Linked DNA regions of Mus musculus: region 1 is linked to region 2. The links are chromatin loops, found by intact Hi-C in ENCODE. Cell type or tissue: left cerebral cortex. All regions are shown on one strand. Each heading gives the region's core, and the rest is flanking DNA. Links, peaks and the distances in the headings are about the cores only.

What was found. Peaks named below come from ENCODE experiments on the same cell type or tissue, not always from the same donor. Only the 100,000 strongest peaks of a DNase experiment are listed, where the experiment ranks them.
Region 1: a loop joins it to region 2, with 2.0 times the contacts of the local background. A loop is called at or near these places in 7 of 42 quality-filtered maps.

The regions. Positions count from the first base shown.
Region 1 is chr8:4,612,065-4,616,458 of GRCm38, reverse strand. It overlaps Zfp958 (zinc finger protein 958), which reads right to left and starts at 3,289. Exons shown (of 4, transcript NM_145591.5): 1 at 3,181-3,289. The coding sequence starts at 3,183. In left cerebral cortex, for the core only: a CTCF peak has its summit at 1,844 (motif pointing right); DNase peaks (open chromatin) are centred at 2,731, 3,335 and 3,782; H3K4me3 peaks cover 1,908 bases; H3K27ac peaks cover 1,281 bases.
Region 2 is chr8:4,159,586-4,163,979 of GRCm38, reverse strand. 4932443L11Rik (a long non-coding RNA gene) reads left to right here. Exons shown (of 5, transcript XR_003947498.1): 5 at 921-1,607. Among named protein-coding and RNA genes, the nearest start is that of Evi5l, 4.8 kb to the left of the region's middle. In left cerebral cortex, for the core only: no CTCF peak of the experiment used is centred there; a DNase peak (open chromatin) is centred at 1,956.

The DNA of each region.
Region 1 (4,394 bases), core at 226-4,225, 450 kb before region 2:
AACCACCAATCTGATCTGCTTTCATTCACATGCATGAATTAACACATGATAGGAAATTACAAAACCACTCACCCTGCCTAACTAAGGTTCTTCTTCAGAATGGTGCACTGACTCCCTTCCGCAGCAGTCTGCGATCTAGTTACTGCCTCCCCTGCTTCCCCTGCAGTGTACAGCAAACTGTTCCTCCTATTCTGGTCTGAAGACAAAAGCCATGCTCCACATGCAAACCCTTTTCCTGTTAGTGCAATGGTCATGACTCAAATGAGTGATTTTTTAAAACTCTGTTGTAACATAGCCATTTATCCTTAGAATTTAGGAAACTGAATCAAGCAAGGTCATTGCCCTGCGGATCAACTGACTAGGATCAAGGTGACCTGAGTCAACATAGCTTGACTCAGAAACATTTCTCGTTTACAAAAGACTGAAGATGCACCTGTCCTAGAACCTCTTCCCAGGGAAAAATCATCCCATACACAATTAAAGGATAATGAAAATCCCTTTCAAAATTGCATGCATTCAGCTCTGGCTAAGAGTAAAAGAGGAGCCATCCTAGAACAGATTCTGTATTCTACATACGCTATCACCCTTACGCCTCTTTAGGTTCAGGCCCCAGGTTATGTTTTGAACAATTTAAATATGAACTGGAGACTGCCAAGTCTAGCCACTTAGACAGACAGGAGATATACACAGTAAAAATATTCCCAGAATTATCCCTTAAGTACACCAGTGTCCTCAAACTACAGTGACAGGTCCTCAAAACTAAGTGACAGGGTGCCAAGTAGAAGGTTCCAGATAAAAAAGATAAGAAAAGTAGAAGATAGAAAATATAAAAGCTGGGGTGAGGAGGCCTTACACAAGCTGTTTTATACCAAGTAAGCTTCTTAGTAAGAACAGTATTTTCTATACTACTTCCAGGGGAAATGGGAGACTTCTTTGAAGTCAGCAGAAAATATCATACAAAGGACAAACTTAGGAGGAGTTTAATAAACAGGGCTGGACAGGGGAACACAAGGTCTTTCAAGAACAATATTGACCAAACCCACAGTAGCCATGGGACTGAGAGCCACAGCCCACTGTGGTGGGAAGAGCTGAAGCAACCTCTCCTGAAAGGCCCTGGCTCTAGACCACTACCAGCTCTCCCAAATATAGTCATGGCTTTAGAGAGTGTCTTACTTAGGGTTTTATTGCTGTGAACAGACACCATGACCAAGGCAATTCCTGTAAGAACAACACTTAATTGAGGCTGGCTTACAGACTCAGAGGTTCAGTCCATTATCAAGGCAGGAGCATAGCAGCATCCAGTCAGGCATGGTGCAGGAGGAGCTGCGAGTTCTACATCTTCATCTGAAGCTTGCTAGCAGAATACTGGCTTCCAGGCCGCTAGGATGGGGGTCTTAACCCCCAAACCCAGTGATACACCTACTCCAACAAGGCCACACCTACTCCAGGAGGACACCACCTTCTAAAAGTGCCACTCCCTGGGCTAAGCACAGTCAAACCATTACAGAGAAGGAGCTCTATTTTATTCTCAATAAATCAGGGCCTTAAGGAAAGCTGCCAAGTCCTAGGCCTCAGACTGTTACTAGCTCTGAATGCATGTTCCTGGGCCTGAGAAAAAGCTATGTCATTCTCCATACATGAGGGCTTCATGGAAAGCCTTGCTTTATCAGGACAGCCCTCAACACAACCAAGCCCTTTCCTTTCAAAGAGTTATCACCTAGCGTACTCTTGCCCATATGGCAGAACAAGAAGAAAATATACCTGTAGAGTACATCAGGTCTTTTTTTTTAATACAGTATTTCTTTCTTTCTTTTTTAAAGATTTACTTATTTGTTATTTATATGAGTACACTGTAGCTGTCTTCATGCATACCAGAAGAGGGCATCAGATCCCATTACAGATGGTTGTGAGTCACCATGTGGTTGCTGGGATTTGAACTCAGGACCTCTGGAAGAGCAGTCAGTGCTCTTAACCAGTTGGTTATGACCCTGTAATGCCCCCTGAGAGCAGCTTGATAGAGGCCTGTTTTTAGACCTAGTGGCTGGTTGTAAATCAGGGGAGTGTCCTTTGTTATGGTTTGGAACCATATTTCAGGACAATCCTAGTCAACAAACATGTGTATCCTAGCATCTTAATCTCTAACAGGTCTGGTTAGCATACTACTTCTCTGTAGGAAGTCTTAGCTTGATAGCCGGGCGGTGGTGGCTCACGCCTTTAATACCAGCACTTAGGAGGTAGAGGCAGGCAGATTTCTGAGTTCGAGGCCAGCCTGGTCTACAAAGTGAGTTCCAGGACAGCCAGAGCTACACAGAGAAACCCTGTCTCGAAAAAGCAAAGAAAAAAAAATTATTTGATATCACTTACTCTTTCTAAGCACTGGTAACTACTTCACATCATCTTCTACATTACAGCTAGATATTGGAGTGCTGCTACACAGCACTTGAGATACCTTGTACAACCTCCACAAGATTAACTCCAAATGGATCTTACACCTAAATGTTAAATGCTAAGAACTTGTAGAAGACACTAGAGAAACTAGGGCTATCCAAGTTTGTCTTCCTGCCAAGGATGTTTCTACACAGAAGACCCTGCTTCAAATGCACTGATCCAGCCTCCAAAGTGAAGTAATTCTGAGGCCACCACGAGGTCCAGGGAGTGACTAGAGACCAGAGGGGGTGCAACAGGCTGCCGCTTCCCACTCAGCCCCAGGAAGGACCTACCACTCCAGCTCCCAGCTGCTCAGTCGCCTGCTTCTCCCCTTTGCAGACTATGACCTTGCGCTCACAATATCAAGATTTTGGATCTTGTCTGATTTCCCCTCACAGCATCCAGCAGCAGCACACAGAGCACAGCACACCAGATCAGTCAAACCTGCTCAGCTACAGAACGGAACCTGCAGCAGGGCACCCCGGGGGAGCTGGGGGGGGGGGGGAGACCCTCCTCCTCTTCTGACTGGCAGGTGTGCCTGCAGGCCCTGATTGACCAACAAGTCTTGAACATCTTGAGTACCTCCGTTAGGGTTGGAGCGTGCTGAAGTGTCCAGGGCCAGACCATTTCCAGATATACAAAGATCCGCATTTCCAAAGTCCTTGTGCCTTCCCACCCAGCCTCTGGGGAGGACCCACCACTCTCACTCCGGCTGCTCTTCCCCTTGCCGTGGGGAAGTGACCCTGCTCTCACCATGCCGTGACTGCAGAGCTTGCCTGAGCTCTCCTAGCCGCACCAAACAGCAGTACACAGAGCACGTCACACGGAACCGTTCGAGCTTCTCAGCGGCGGAGCTGGACTTGCAGTATGGCACCCGGAAGAACCCGCCTCTTCTGACTGAGAGGCCTTCCTGGAGAACCTGATTGGCCAATGAGTCTTGAGTGACAGGAACACATCCCTTTGGGTTAGAGTGTGTTAAAGAGACAGAGCATAGTGGTTCCTGGGCCAGGCTTCCACGCCGAGGACCGACCTTTCCCAGATATGCAGAGATTCGCATTTCAATAGCACTTTTTCTTGTCCTCCAATAGCTACCACAGCCAGCCCTTAGGGAGGCCCTGCCACGGACCACCCCAGTCGGGTATGAGGGTTCCTGGGAAGAGGATCCTCGAAGGCTAGGTGGGTAAGGATTTGGCGGTGACAAAACAAACACAGAGGCAGTTTGAATCTGAATATATTTTGCAGTCCTCATGCAAGGGTTTTTATGCATAAAGAAACAAATATTACAACTCTGAGCAGATGTGTTCAGTGAAGCAGTCAGATAGAACATATATCATCATAGTCATTTGGCACAATAAAATACAGAATCATCCAAGAATTACAACTTCTCAAAAAGTGTGTTCATTGACGCAATCACGGATAGAACAGGTAATGAAAGAACTCAGTGGGGAAACCCCCACTCAGCTCCCGATTCGGCGTGCACCCAAGAATCGCGAATAGAACACAACACCTTGATGTAACAACAAGAGGTTTTTTAATGGCGGAGCTCCGGGTCGAAACGTATCTCACACAACAGGAGACAGTGGATTCGACCACGAGGCTTGGAAGCTAGGGGTTTTTATAGAAAAGGAGTGGGGCTGGGGGAGGAATTGGCGCGGTTTCACATGATTGGTCCATTTAAACATCAGCAGCCTGTAACATTTAACTTAGGTCAGAGGGGTGGGAGCTAGGGAGGCGATGGGCTTGCCCGGGCATGTCCTGGTCTGTTCTGCTGTGTTCTCAGCCCCAGGTTTCAAAGCTCACAAACAACTCTTTGGGCTATTTAACATACATTACATGAATTACAGTTTTATTTCCTTTCAGTAACATCATTGTTATTTGGCACAATAAAAATCATCTAAGGCTAGTGGCAAATTTCCAAGAAGAAATTAATACATTTTTAAGGTCAGTTATTGTTTAACATTTAGTAC
Region 2 (4,394 bases), core at 291-4,290:
CTTGTTCTATATACCAGGCTGGGATTGAACTCACAGGGATCTGCCTGACTCTGCCTCCCAAGTGATGTGATTAAACGAATGCACCACCGCAATCCAGCTTTTATTTTAAAAAAATTTTTTTAAATTAGTTCAGTTTGTCTTCATGTCACCTGAAGAGGCCAGAAGAAGTAATTGGCCCCTCTGCAGTTGGACAAGCTGCTGTGAGCTACCCTACCTGAAGGCTGTGAAGCAAACAGGTTCTGTGGAATACAGCAAGTACTCTTAATCACCGAGCCACCTCTTTAATTGCTAAAAAGAAATTTTGGGAAATCTGAGGATGTAGCTCAATAGTTGAAAACTTGCTAAGCATATATGAGACCAAAGCCTTCATCCCCAGTGCCACAAAAAAGTTTTTTCCCCCCTTTTGGGACAAGACCTCATTTAGCTCAGGGTGGTCATACACTCAGTAGCCAAGGATACCTTTGATCTTCTGACTCTCCCGTGTCCACCTCTTAAGAGCTTTAAATACAGGCAGTGCCACCAGTTAGGTTTTATATGGTGCTGGGCTTGAACTCACAGCTTCATGCATGCTAGGCAAGCACTATACCAACTAAACCACACCCCCAGCCTAGTTAATTTTTATTGTTTTGAGATGGGGTGGTGGTGTCTGTTCCTCAGGCTGGCCTGAAACTCCAGGGCTCAGGGGATCCTTTGGGTTCAACCTTCCAAACAGCAGGGCTTTAGGCATGTGTCATGGTACTCTCCATGTACATAGTCACTTGTATCAGGAACACTGTTTTCTCTTAGCAGATCATTGCATCCACACTGAGGCCTTTCCTGACTTGACTCACCCCAAATAGGGAATCCACAACAGACCAAAGTAACAATTTGACTCAAGTCAGCTTGGTGAACCATTGAGGTTTTCTTGGGGTTACTTACAGGAGCCAGGACGACTCAGAGGCAGCTGTGTTACCAGAACAACACCCCAGTATGGCTGAGGACTCCAGGAAGCTGCCACCTGAGAGCTCTCTGCAGGACTTGTAGGCAGTGCTGTAAGTGGGTCAGAGCCCTATTCTCCGTCTGCAGCAGCAGGTGTTATCGTGACCTTGGAGGAGGGACCCTGGTGAAACTTGTTCCATTTCACCTTTCCCAGACTTGTTCTCTTACTTCCTGAGTCTTGAAAACCTCCTTCCTCTTTCCTGGAGGGTGGAAACGGCTGTGTGACAAGGGGGTTATTTCTATACTCTCAGGCCCTGTACCATCTACGTACGATTCACTCGCTAAGATCCCCACGCTCTTTGTTGTTTGGTTTTTATTTTTATTTCATGTGTATGGGTGTTTTGTCTGCATGTATATCTGTGCACCTTGTGTGTACCTGGTACCCAGAGCGGCCACAAGAAAGCACTGGATTCTTTGGACTGGGTGTACAGATGAGCTGACCTGTGGGTGTTGGGAAATAAATTTGGGTCTTCTGGAAAAGCAGAATGTCTCTGTGTGCTCTGTGTGTGTGTGTGTTTAGGTTGTAGGACACCTTTTAGTAGTTTTCTGTTTCTAGCATGTGGATTGTAGGATTGAACTCAGTACCCCAGACTTAGTAGTAAGCACTTTTACTCACTAAGGCATTGTGATGAACCCTACTAAAAATTTTTTTTTTAGTTAAAAAAAATTTTTTTTGTGACTTTAATTTTAAAAATTTTTTAACGTCTATTTTTAATGATGGTTCTTAAATGCTTTAACCTCCTTTTTTAGCCCACCACCCACCATCAGCAGTCCAGTTCAGTAGAGTCTAGTTAGCAACAGCGCTGACATGACCTAGCAGAGTCAGCCAGGCCTCAGCCTTGGGACCAGAGGGATGCCAGGAGAAGTTCTTGGCTATGCCTCTCTCAGGGAAGCAAAGATCAGTGAAGAGACCCACAAGTGTTGCACAGCAAATTCTACAAGCAAGCCTAGTTTAGCCTCTGTCACTTATCCAGAGAGTCCTATTTGTACTCTCCAAACAGCATATGTCCTCCACGGGTCTTGTCTCAACATATGTCTTGCCTCAGCTGACATCACTCTGCCAATCAGCCCAAGTCTGCGGGAGCGGCAAGAGACTGTAGCACACCACCAGAAGTTTTTGGTGTTTCTTTCTATGGAACTGAACTCCTCAATGTAAGGTGTACCAATACATGCATATCATTAGCAAAGAATCCATCATCGCATGTCCTTTCACGAGCTTGCTTTAACAGAACATCCTCTCTCCTGTGTCTGCTTCAGTGAAACGTTCCTTCATGAGTCTGCCTTAGTCTTTCACTGTACCCACTTCAGCTAAACATTCCTTCACATGTTTGCCCCAGCAAAACATCATCCAACTTATTTTCCAAAGAACCCTCAAGTTTCCACCTCACAGGATCTTTTATTATTATTATTATTATATTATATCTAAGTATACTGCAGCTGTCTTCAGATGGTGTCAGATCTCATTATGGATGGTTGCAAGCCACCATGTGGTTGCTGGGATTTGAACTCAGGGTCTTTGGAAGAGCAGTCAGTGCTCTTAACCGCTGAACCATCTCTCCAGCCCAACCTTACAGGATCTTACGGTGTAGCCCTGCCTGGGCTGGAATTCTCTATCTAGACATGGCTGGCCTCAAATTCAAAAGAGATCTGCTTGCCAAAGCCTCTAGATGTGAGCAACCCTAACCAGCTGCTCTTAGTATTTTGTAGTTTGTTTGTTTGTTTCTGGTGTATATTCTGTTTTAGGTTTTACAAGGACATTTTCCATGCTGGCATTTGCTCAAAACTCTATGAAGTGCTCATACCCTACCCCCTCACCTTGCACACTCAGTACTCTTCCAGTCAGTCCCCTTTGCAGCCTAAGCAGGTTTTCTTCTATTTTCATGTTGTATAGACTATGCTAGTTGGTCTTGGTGGTCACTATGACTGGATCTGGAATCAACTAAAGGTAAGCCAATAGAATTTTTCTGAGGATTTTTATTGATCAGATTGTTTTAAGTGGGAAGATCCACAGTAAATGTGTGTGTGTGTGTGTGTGTGTGGGGGGGGAGTTTGGTTGCAGCCTAGAGAGAGGTTCCAGAAGGAGAAAGTTTTTGCTTCTTCTTGCCCTTCTTGCTTTACTTTTGTTGGTAAGTTCGTTTATCCTGTTTTTGCCTCTTAAAATATTTTACTGATGTTAAGACCCAGTTTTGGGCTTCCAACATGTACAGAAGACAGAGGCTCTACAGGAATCCTCCTGCCTTCAGCACACAGAGATGGATGAAGCACACAGCCTGGCATAGTGACTCTTTTCAGTGTAATATAGTTATTATTGAGCTACCCAGACTATCTCATGTAAGCTAACCTAAAAGACCTTCTCGTTGAATTATATTTTTACTTTTTACTCATGTGTATATGTTTATGTAACTGTAGGCAAGTGCATGTCTAGTGCCCATAGAGGCTCAAGAGTACATCAGATCCCCTGGAGCTAGAGGTATAGGTGGTTGTGAGCTAGGAAACAAACTTGAGTCCTCAGTAAGAATAGCAAGCACTCTTAACTATTGAGACATTTCTCTAGCTCCAGAGCCCTTTTACTATATATTCATTCTATCAGTTCTGTTTCTGTAAAGACCCCTGACTAATATATTCCATACATAATTTTATCTACCTCTACCTCTACCTCTATATCTAGCCCTGACTGGCCTGGAACTCACTCTGTAGACCAGGCTGGGCTCAAATTTGGAGATCTGTTTGATTCTGCTTCCTGATTTGCTGGGATTAAGGGTGTGTGCCACCACCACTCAGTTATTTATTTTAATTTTATGTGTGCATGTGCCCATGTGCATGCAGTGCTCATAGAGGCAAGAAGAGGGAGTGAGATCCCCTGGAACTAGAGTTAGACAGTTGTGAGCCACAGTGTAGGTTCTGGGAATCAAACTTGTCCTCTACGAGAACAGGAATTGTTCTTACTTACTGAACCATATCTCCACTCCTCATTTTAAAAAATTAAACATTGTATTTCTGTTTTTGAGATTTATCTGCTCATTTTACTAGCTCACTTAAAAGTAACTAAATTTGCCATTTGACAATCTCATGTATGTACACAACACATTCTGATTATTCTCACCCCCACTCTGTTTAAACTCCTTGTCACCTCCATCCCCCACCCCTACAGATACATTTCCCATGTTCACTCTGTGTGTGTGTGTGTGTGTGTGTGTGTGTGTGTGTGTGACTGTAGAGTTTATCCAGGGTAGTCTTAATGAGCTTCCCATGAGTGTATAACTGAACCAGTTCTCTCAGAAACCGTGAACAGCACAAAGGTCAACAGGGATAGGCAGGACCCTCTGAGGGTCCTCTCCCATCGGTGACTGACTATTGGCAAGTCAGACTTGGACCTGCTGTGAGATGATGACTGCTGTGTCAGCACTTCCTCTGCT